2 separate regions of the Homo sapiens genome follow, and region 1 is linked to region 2. A link is an interaction called in ENCODE POLR2A ChIA-PET data of the cell type or tissue named here. Cell type or tissue: endothelial cell of umbilical vein. All regions are shown on one strand. Each heading gives the region's core, and the rest is flanking DNA. Links, peaks and the distances in the headings are about the cores only.

Region 1 (5,382 bases), core at 198-5,197, 130 kb after region 2:
CATCACACACTACAGCAAACTCTATTCTTTGAGTACTTACTCATTTTTGGAAAACAATTAGAAAAATGGAGACATGTTATTAGTTCATTACCTTTGATTCAGCCACTGCAGAAGTCACAATGATGGGGAGAGAGAGAGGCAAGAAAAGCAACATGGCCCCGGCTCCAGAGCCTATGCCCACAGATGCAGCATCAAAGGGACCGCCTGTCCTTCTTTATGGTGACTTTATAATTGTGAGGGGCAGGGACCTGGGTCTGTCTTGCTCACCATATTTCCTCACTACTTAATAAAGGATCAGGCACATGTTTAGTAAATATTTGTCAAGTGAATCAAAAATGACAAAATAATGTTCTATACAAGAAAGGAACATGCTAATGTGTCCGGAGTTCGTTCCTTCCAGTGGGTTCGTGGTCTTGCTGACCTCAAGAATGAAGCCTCACCTTCACAGTGTTACAGCTCTTAAAGGTGGCATGGACCCTAAGAATGAGCAGCAGCAAGATTTATTGCTAAGAGCCAGAGCCAAAGAACAACGCTTCCACAGCATGGAAGGAAACCCGAGCGGGTTGCTGCTGCTAGCTGCAGGGGCTTGCTTTTATTCCCTTATTTGTCCCCTCCCATATTCCATTTCCGTCCTGTCAGAGGGCCCTTTTTTCAATCTTCCTTGCGATTGGCTACTTTTAGACTCGTGCTGACTGGTGCGTTTTACAATCCTCTTACTAGCTACAGAGTGCTGATTGGTGCATTTTACAATCCTCTTGTAAGACAGAAAAGTTTTTCAAGTCCCCACTCAACCCAGGAAATCCAGCTGGCTTTACCTCTCACTGATACTACAGAAAATTAAGGAATGGGGTAGCCCCCCGAAGTATTTCCAGGGTCTCAAGGGTGTACTTGAGATGAGGCTGAAAGTGACCCGTTTCATCCCAAAAAAAGATCCCATGTGTCCATTCCTGAGAGTTCCTCTGATGGAACTTAAACCTAACATCGCTAGGAAAGGTCAGTTAAGTCGCTATTCAGAAAATCTACTGTTTAACCATTGTTCTGTGCCATAAGATCTTGAGGATCCTCATGAATCCCATCAGGTCTTTGCCTTTCAACATCAAAGAGAACTAAAGGCCGTGCTTGGTAGCTCATGCCTGTAATCCCAGCACTTTGGGAGGCCAAGAGGGGATGATCACCTGAGGTCAGGAGTTCGAGACCAGCCTGGCCAACATGGAGAAACCCCATCTTTACTAAAACTACAAAGTTAGTGGGGCATGGAGGTGCATGCCTGTAATCCCAGCTACTCCGGAGGCTGAGGCAGGACAATCACTTGAACGTGGGAGGCAGAGGTTGCGGTGAGCTGAGATTGCATCATTGCACTCTAGCCTGGGCAACAAGAACGAAACTGTCAAAAAACAAAAAACAAAACAAAAACACACACACACACACACACACACACACACACACACACACAAAACCAATAACCAGGAGTGGTGGTGCATGCCTGTGGTCCCAGCTACTCAGGAGACTGAGGCAGGAGAATCTGAGTCCAGGAACTTAAGGCTGCAGTGAGCCAAGATCATGCCACCACACTCCAGCCTGGGTGAGAGATTTGTTTAAAAAAAAAAAAAAAAAAGAGAGAGAACTAAAAATGGCAGTCGATGTCTATCCCATTAGTTGTGTGAGCCTGTATCAATAAATATATATTACAAAGCTGGCCTTTAGCAGAGACAAGGACAGCTGCATACATCTCTCTGCCTTGATTGAGATTTAGGTCTTCTCTGCCACATTCTAGAACTTTTATAGTTGGTGTGTTTGTGTTTTATAAAGGAATCTGTGGCTGAATAACTTCCAAAAATTTCCTATGACCCACTTCTACACAACTGTCTTTGTCTCTCACAGAAGGCATAGGTCCCTGATGCTGGTTAGTGATCTCGGCAGCCAGGTCTCTAAGGAAATTCCAGGTTACCCACAAGCATTTCAAGAGTCTTGGAAATTCTCTAATGAACTAACCCAAACATGCAGGGGCACAGTTTTAACAGGGCCAGATAGGCCCCCAGGGCATGGAGGTATTTATTTCACTGGGCCCCTGTGTTTGCAGGGGGTCTGCAACAGTAACCTCATGAAGCTTGGGGGCCCTTCTTTGGTGTCCAGCAGCTTTCTCTGAAGGAGAACTGTGTTTGCTTGGTGCCCTCCCATCCTTCCAGGCCTCCAGAAAGCCTTTTTGATTGCTGTTTCAGAGCACACTTCAGGCAGCAAAAGCCAGCAAAAAATCTCTTGGATCTTCTGGCCACAAGTCCTGTACTCCCAGTCCCCAGCCTGAATGCAGAGCTGAGAGAAGGGGGTCTGCAGGGGAGGAGAGCAGAGCTAGGAACGAGCTTCCTTTGCTGTTGGCTTCATCTCCAACCACAAGAAAATTTTCCACTGTTTCCATTATTGCTGGCAGGCACCCACACTGTAGGAAGACAGACTCTCTGTTGAGAGAGGAGCGATGGAATATGGTGAGTAAGTCAGTGAAGCACGCAGGCAGGAAAGGAGAGCAAGCAGGAAAGCAAGGAGAGAGAAGCAAAGATGGCAGAGAGAGAAGGCACTGCCCATTCGTGGGCAGGGCCAAAATGGCTGGGCAGGTCTCTGTGTTGGATGGAGTTAGATCCATATATTTAATCATGAATCATGTTGAGCCAATACACGTTGCCTTAACTAAACTATAAAAGAAATTTCCTTTTAATTTTATGTCATTCAAAGTAAGCTCAATATTCATGAGGGAGAAGGGCTGGGGGACCTCTTGGCTTCTGGATTTATTATTCCAAAAAAAACTGAGTTTTTTCCATATTTTCCATGATGCAGTTGCTACCTCCCACCGTGAAAAATAATAAAGACATGTAAATACACTGCCTCGTAGGTACCCAGATTGACTGTGGGTCATGTCCATTTTGATTTAATGATGCAACGTCACAGCTTTCTCTTCTACTTCAGAAAGCATTGGAATATTAAGGAATGAGTATTATTGGTGATGGGAATAACTTGCAATCCTCTGATTTTTCAAGAATTAACATTCACATGCATTGGTACTAAGATAACGTTAATCATAGGAAATTATTTGCAGTGCACCTCAGGAAAGATCGGGACACGCTGCCACCACTTAACGATCTGCTGAACCTGGAGATGACCTTATCAGACGTTCCTGGCAGAAATATCGTTGTCTAGACGTGGAGGACATACAGACAATTTCCCCTATTCCAACATGAACGTCCATAAAGTAATGCCATCTGGAGAGTTAAGCTTTAAAATATAATCATAACGGATCACGGCAGATATAAAAATTCCGGGACCCTTTGTGTTCCTGGAAAGAAAAATGAGAGGCAGGATAGACAAATGTCCAGGTAATAAAGGGAGGAGGAAATGCCAGGGAACCAAGCATAGCCACAGACAAGGGAAAGATAGCACACACATCCAATCACATGGGAAGGAGAAGAATGGGAAGTTGGCAGAGCAAATCAGGGCATCGCAAATAGCTCCTTCCCTCCCTGAAGGAGTGTTAAAATTTCTCCAGAGGTAGAGTCAGTCTTTCGAAGGGTGAACATCTGTGGGTCTTCTCAATGCAATCCCACCCTGGAAGACATTTCTGGAAAAGACTTTAGAACTTTGGTCATTAAGACAATTTCTCTTTGCTTTGGTATAGATTCACTTTTGGTAATTTATCTCATACCTATTAAGATCTACCTTGTGATCGTTTGCGAGTTTTCTAAAATGTTTTAACAAAATAAATCATTATCATATAATAAAGTGCTTAACAAGCCTTGAAAATGTAAATCAATGCTAATTTTAGCATTATTGCCATTTAGTAAGATTTTTCCTTAACCTGGACAACTATTTGTGCTATTTCATCAGGAGAATAGGCCGGGAGTGGTGGCATACTTTGGGAGACCGAGGTGGGAGAATCACTTGAGCCCAGGAGTTCAAGACCAACCTGAGCAAAATAGCGGGACCTGTCACTACAAAAAAACTAAAAAATTAGCAGGGCATGGTGGTGCATGCCAATAGTCCCAGCTACTAGGGAGGCAGAGGTAGGAGGATCACTGGAACCCAGGAGGTCAAAGCTGTAGTAAAACGTGATTATGCCACTGCATATCGACAAAGTGAGACCCAGTCTCTAAATAAATAATCATCCTCAGGAGACTTTGTCTTATGTCTTTTAGGCATCTCATTCATCAAAATTTCCTAATCTCCCTAAAGCCCAGTCCAAGTTTGGGTTAAAGCTCAGGTGAATAAAAGAGAGGGAGAAAGGGTTTAGCACTTAATATCACCTAGTAGAGCTAGGGAATAGCTTGAAGAATCCTGGTAAATTAAACAAAAAGTGCCAGTGCCCCTTCAGTGGGCCAGGAGAATTTTTAAAGTATCATTAGAGGCTGTCATCTTTTATCTTGGGTTGGTGGACATATTTGCACCATTGACAGCCTGTTTAATCATCTACTCTATTCACTTGTCAGAATTCTGTGGCAGGGATGAGCTCAAACAATGGATTTAAATATAAAGAAATGGAAGGATGGTTTAAAAATTCTTAGGACAGTTTGTCTAAAACACATAACCTGTTCATAAATGATAGCATCTTTCTGCAATGACTGGGGGTCCACGGCTCTTCCTTCAGCCCTCTGCAGGGCACTGTCTACTTGCTGTCTGTGAGAGGTCACTGCCAAGCATGGCACAGCCATTGCTCCAGGTGTGCCTCTCATGGAAGGCCTTATTTCCCCATCAGGACACACCAGAATGAAAGCTCTAGGAGGTTATGGTCCAAGCACATCTGGCTTGTTTACCAGTATATCCCCAGCACCTCGCACAATAGTTTATAGTTTGCATTCGATAAATATCCGCTGAATAAATGAATGGCTATTTCCAGTTGTCTATCACCAAGTCAGTTTTCAAACATTTTGATTCAAGCTTAGAATTTCACCTCCTTCCCTGCCCACCCCCCTACAATAATATTCTGCAAGAACGCAAAATTCGAAACTTGCAATGAACTATTTTCCTCTTCTCTGGGCTCTATATTGGGTCCTATCAACTTCTTCCTCAATGTATCTTCAATGATGATCTCCTTTGTCTCCCTGCCAATAGCCAAGGCCACAGTATGTACCCCATTTTGTATGTATGTATCCTTTTAATAATAGTTTCTCTATTTTCTCCTTATTCAATACGTCCAGCAAACTGGTACCGTACCTATTATACTGAGTTCTAGCAGAGCTTCTTTACTTCCTACTACAACGATTTCATGTTTGTGCTCAGATAAGCACAGAGACTGCACGGTACAAAGGAGCAAGTGATGACTGACCCTCCTGCCATTGATAGTGAGAAAGTTTCCTCCCCATCCTGAATCTCTGCTGTCTCATCTGTACAATGTGAGGCTTG
Region 2 (5,382 bases), core at 251-5,250:
TTTGAGCAATCTTTGAGCAATTGCAACCTGCCTTATTGAGGTCTGGGGAAGGCCCTCTCCCAAAGAGAGCCATTGAGGTGGAAATCACCCTTACAGGCAATCCTATCTGACCCACAGTCTTTGATCATCACAGAGGGGGCTCCTCTTTTCCAGGGCAGATAGCTGCATGATAATGCTCATAGTATTTTGCTGTGATTCCCAGACCCCAAGTTTGATTTGGCCTAGTAAGAATAAAGCTGCCGCCGGGTACAGTGGCTCACGCCTGTAATCCCAGCACTTTGGGAGGCCGAGGTGGGCGGATCACGAGGTCAGGAGATCAAGACCATCCTGGCTAACACAGAGAAACCCCGTCTCTATTAAAAAATACAAAAAATTAGCCAGGCGTAGTGGTGGGCGCCTGTAGTCCCAGCTACTCAGGAGGCTGAGGCAGGAGAATGGTGTGAACCCAGTAGGCGGAGCTTGCAGTGAGCCAAGGTCGCGCCACTGCACTCCAGCCTGGGCAATAAGAGTGAGTCTCCGTCTCAAAAAAAAAAAAAAAAAAAAAAAAAAAAATCTGCCACCAGTATACACTGAATCCTTCTTGAAAACCTGGGACAATTATATAAGTCAGCTTGGAAATCCAGTACTTTGTACTCTTACACACACTGACGATGGCTTTTTCTTGCTTTTTTCCACCCCTAATTTTAATTGTTTATTGATTCCAATAATTATTTTCTAGGCAACATTTCACTTTCTAAATGGCTGGCTACAGGAAGGTCTTTTGCTGTTGAAATGTTTGGAACAAGAGACTGGTTCTTTGAGGTAATTGTGTATGCATATTTTATGAAAGCTGTTATCAGCTACTCATCCACGACTGTGAAACAGTCTTCCTTCTTTTTATAGAGCTGAAAAAAGATGAGAATAGATGGTTTTCTGTTGCAGCTAGGGTGAGTGTTCATGGAATTCACTTCTTCCACCCCCTGCTGATGCACTTAGTGTTTATCTTCTGTCACATACAGGACCCAAAACAGAACTTTTGTTCACAAGGAGCACGGGTAGAATTAGATGGTGAAAACACTTTTCAACTCTTTCAAAGCTATAACTTTAATAATATTGTAAATAGGCTGGGCACGATGGCTCACACCTGTAATCCCAGCACTTTGGGAAGCCAAGGTGGGAGGATTGCTTCAGCCCAGGAATATTGAGGCCAGGCTGGGCAACATGGCGAGACCCTGTCTCTACAAAAGATGAAAAATTAGCCAGGGGTGGTGGCATGTGCCTGTACTCCCAGCCACTCAGGATGCCAAGGTGGGAGAATCGCCTAAGCCTTGGAGGTTAAGGCTTCAGTGAGCCATGATTGCTTCACTGCATTCCAGCCTGAGTAACAGCGCAAGACCCTGCCTCAAAAAAACAAAAAAACAAAAAAACAAAAAAAAAAGAAAGAAAGAAAGAAAAAGAAAGAAAAGAAAAGAAAAAAAAAGACACTGATTCCTAGGTAAATTATGGAATTTATCTCAAATTAAACTTTGGTTCAGTTCAAGTCCAAATAGAATTGTTTTGCCTCCTTCCCACTAATACAATTTGAGACCCTGAAATACTCAAAGGATTGCCTTTGATGGCATCCTGAGATTTTATCTGGGGCAAAATGGTAATTTTTTCTGTTTAAGGTTGCTGATTTTGTGAAGCTTTTTAAACTGCATTTTGTTTCCCATTCGTTTTCAATTTACTTTCAGTACACTTTGGTATCTGTGGAGGTCCTAATACCTTTTGAGTGGGCATGTAATTATAGTGTAGTAGAAGGCAATAGTGGGTCACAGCTGACAGAGCAGGCTCCTGCCAAAACTAATTTTCATTGATAGGATTCCTACAACTGAATCAAACATAGGAAGCCCATATCAATCAGAGTGAACTACTGTAGAGTTCTACCCAAACCATTTTAGCTTCTCTGGGCTCCATTTTTTTTGCAGAATAGAGACATTGGCTGAGATTATCTCCTTCCTGCTGCCTCCCAGAAGGTTAATGCCAGGAGGTCCAGGATACATCTCATGATTTAATTATCAGATCCCCTTTCTTTAGAATTTCCTCTTGAGCTGCCCAAGTCTTATTATTGATTTTTGGGAGTACCTGGGACTACAGGCTTATGCCATCATGCCTGGCTAATTTTTAAATTTTTTGTAGAGATAGGGTCTCACCATGCTGCCCAGGCTGGTCTCAAACTCCTGGGCTCAAGCAGCCCTCCTACCTCAGCTTCCCAAAGTGCTGGGGTTACAGGCATGAGCCACCACGCCAGGCCTATTTTTCTGTATAAACTGAGTATGTATTTAAGATTTTTATGCATATTTTGAAAGTTTTACATTGCTGGTCAAAGTTAAAAAAGTATTCTTTTGTAGGCTGATAGTTTACTTAAAACATATTTGAGAAAGCTTTTGGTTTCTATTTCCAGTTGCTCAAACCATGTTTCGGAATTTCTAAATCATGTACATTTGCTTTTGTTCTTTTTGTTCTCACCCCTTATCAGGCAGCAGTGTTTAATAATCCATAGGCTATAGACCTCTGCAGGACTCTCTGGAATCTTAGCCACTTTGGATTTCCTTATAGCAGTGACATCATTTCTATTGCTAATTCTATGCCAATGCCCCTTTGGGGAATGCATTTATTCCTAAAATACACTGTCATAAAATTAAATGACTATATCAATTGCCAACAATATATTTTATACAAATGACATTTTGTTCCCAAAAATAAATCACTATGGGAAAGATACCTCACAAATCATGTTTTGTGAGGCTCTAAGTTTCAATTCTAACAACATCCTCACCCCTCCCCATTTACAGTAATCTGCCTTAGAGATTCGTAGCTTATCCAATTAATAAGCTTTCTCATCAAAATCTGGCATTTAACTGACATGAGCTTTCTTTACCAATTTTATCCTGTGTCTGTGTGTATACTCTGTTTGGAGGAATGTGCATTTGAATGGAGGCTGAGGCAGAGATGGAGGGGGAAGGATGTGCAGGATTATCAGTGGCATGCCTTGTGTGTGAGTGAGCCTGGATGTGCCTGCAATGGAATTTCCTCTGGTCGTTAATCATGAACATATTTATTACTTGAACCTTGTTTTTCCCCTGATGTGTGTGTTAAATCATATATTTTCCATCCTAACATAAGTAATTAAGTTTTGAGTTATTTATATATCCCTATTTTACTTCCTCATTGCAAAGGGTAAGTGAAACAGAATGAACTCACAAGTTAACACAATTGTATTAAGGCAATGCACTCAGTGGCAAAACTAAAAACTGAAACGGAAAAGCTTGCTTTCAGTGTCTCCTTCTTAGATTATTTAAAACGTAGAAAAAATCAAGCAATATACACCAATATAAGAGCCAATTCCATAAAGTATTAGTGACAATAAATCTCCTACAGACAGAAACTTTGTAAGAGGTTCAAAATAGACACAGTAAGAGTAAGTATGACTGGGCATAATGGCTCACACCTGTAATCCCAACGCTTTGGGAAGCCAAGGCGAGCAGATCACGAGGTCAGGATATCGAAACCATCCCGGCCAACGTGGTGAAACCCTATCTCTACTACAAATACAAAAATTAGCTGGGTGTGGTGGCATGTGCCTATAATCCCAGCTACTCAGGAGGCTGAGGCAGGAGAATCTCTTGAACCCGGGAGGCAGAGATTGCAGTGAGCTGAGATCATGCCACTATACTCCAGCCTGGAGACAGAGAGAGACTCCATCTCAAAAAAAAAAAAAAAAAAAAAAAAAAGATTAAGTGCATGTCCCAAATCAATCCATGACACAAAACAATGCATCCCACTACCATCCTTTTCCAAACACAAGACTATTTCTGTATTTTTTGGTTACATTGCTTCTATGCTAACATGAATTAAAAAGAGCTTGGTTTTGTTCTGCCTCACAAATTGTAATGCTGTTTGCATTTCTCACTGTGCTACAATGAAACTTTATTGCCACCCGCTAATCCCTGGAATCTCTGTATCCAGAGTGTAGAAGTAATGAAGATACAAATAACCAAACCACTAAAACCCTAGACGGCAACTCAAGAATTTGGCAGTGTTTCATTTTTAATTGCAATTATTATTTTGTTTCTTGAATCTTTATTGTGGTTCCATCGCTTTAGAGACACCCAGCTACCCTCTACAACAGTTTTCCAATGTGAAACTAATCTAGCCACTGCCAGATGGTATGGCTTATGCTTTTTTCCCTCCTGGAGAGAAGAATTTGAGATTATATGCTATTGGAAAAACATGATTGTTGTTATTCCAAAATGTGCAAGTCATGGTGTATATTCCTCCAGAAATGTTTGTACCAGTCCATGGCTTCAACCCAGAATCCCTCCTACCAGCCTGAAAGACCAAGTTGGAAAGTTATTTAGGACTTTAGAGACATATGCTCAACTTTGCATCTCATTCTCAACTTGACCTGTGGTCAGTTTTGAAATTTAACCTACTTTTTAAACATTTAGTTTAGGGACTAAGACAAAAAAGCTCAATAGGGTTAGGTAAAGTGCTTAAATAATGGGGATGATTTTTCTTGATGAGGGAAGCTATCTTCAAGGCTGCAAAGAGGGTTAGGACAAGGATGGTAGCCACAAGTTGTGTATTTTATTTGAGCATGAGCCAAAATAAACTTATTAACTGTTAGCTGAAAGCAGGCTAGAAATAAGACATTTCTTACTTTATATTTTTAAGCTTTTAATTGTATTAAAAATAAATTTCTCTTTCAATATTAAAAAAGAATAGATAGAACTAAATAGAAAATAAACAGCTATGTCAACTTAAGACAAATTAAAGGACTTTTCAAAGTTCTCTTTGTGCAGTCCTAAGAATGCTCAGTCTATTACTAGTGCAAAGAATTTCAGAAACAAGTCACCATCATGAGCTGACAGGAAAATAAATTCAGGCTCATTCTTGAAATCCAGGATTACAAGGCACTTCACTCTCAGATTGGGCCCCCCAGTTTCCATCACACCACAGCTGGGTGGCAAAAGGTCAACATACAGCCATTTTTAGGACTAAAAGATACTGAGCCCTTGAAAATTGCAGACTATTTACTGTTGTCCCACAGTAATTGTGGAAGAGTCTTGGAAGCTCTTCTGAGAAATCCAGTGTAGTAAGAATGGAGAGAGAAAACGACAATATGAATAAAGGAAATCTAAGAGGGTTACAGGAACTAAAGAAATGACAGGAGTTCCTCCTCCCTTGCAGCAGGGGCTACAAATAGCCAGCTTCTATGGTACTCATTGACAAGACCTCAGACTTTTGAACGATCATTCAGCAGCTTTGTTCTGTTCAACAGACACTGATAAATGTTCCATGCACTGCACTAGGTTCTGGGGATACAATAATGCAATACATACAGAATCTCTCCTGACATGA

The links. Peaks named below come from ENCODE experiments on the same cell type or tissue, not always from the same donor. Only the 100,000 strongest peaks of a DNase experiment are listed, where the experiment ranks them.
Region 1: POLR2A ChIA-PET joins it to region 2 with 6 read pairs; 2 of 35 experiments call an interaction of 5 or more read pairs at or near these places.

Annotation. Positions count from the first base shown.
Region 1 is chr15:38,711,504-38,716,885 of GRCh38, reverse strand. No RefSeq gene overlaps it. Among named protein-coding and RNA genes, the nearest start is that of LINC02694, 18 kb to the right of the region's middle. In endothelial cell of umbilical vein, for the core only: no CTCF peak of the experiment used is centred there; a DNase peak (open chromatin) is centred at 2,425.
Region 2 is chr15:38,842,044-38,847,425 of GRCh38, reverse strand. No RefSeq gene overlaps it. Among named protein-coding and RNA genes, the nearest start is that of LINC02694, 150 kb to the right of the region's middle. In endothelial cell of umbilical vein, for the core only: no CTCF peak of the experiment used is centred there; DNase peaks (open chromatin) are centred at 3,045 and 4,325; H3K27ac peaks cover 4,178 bases.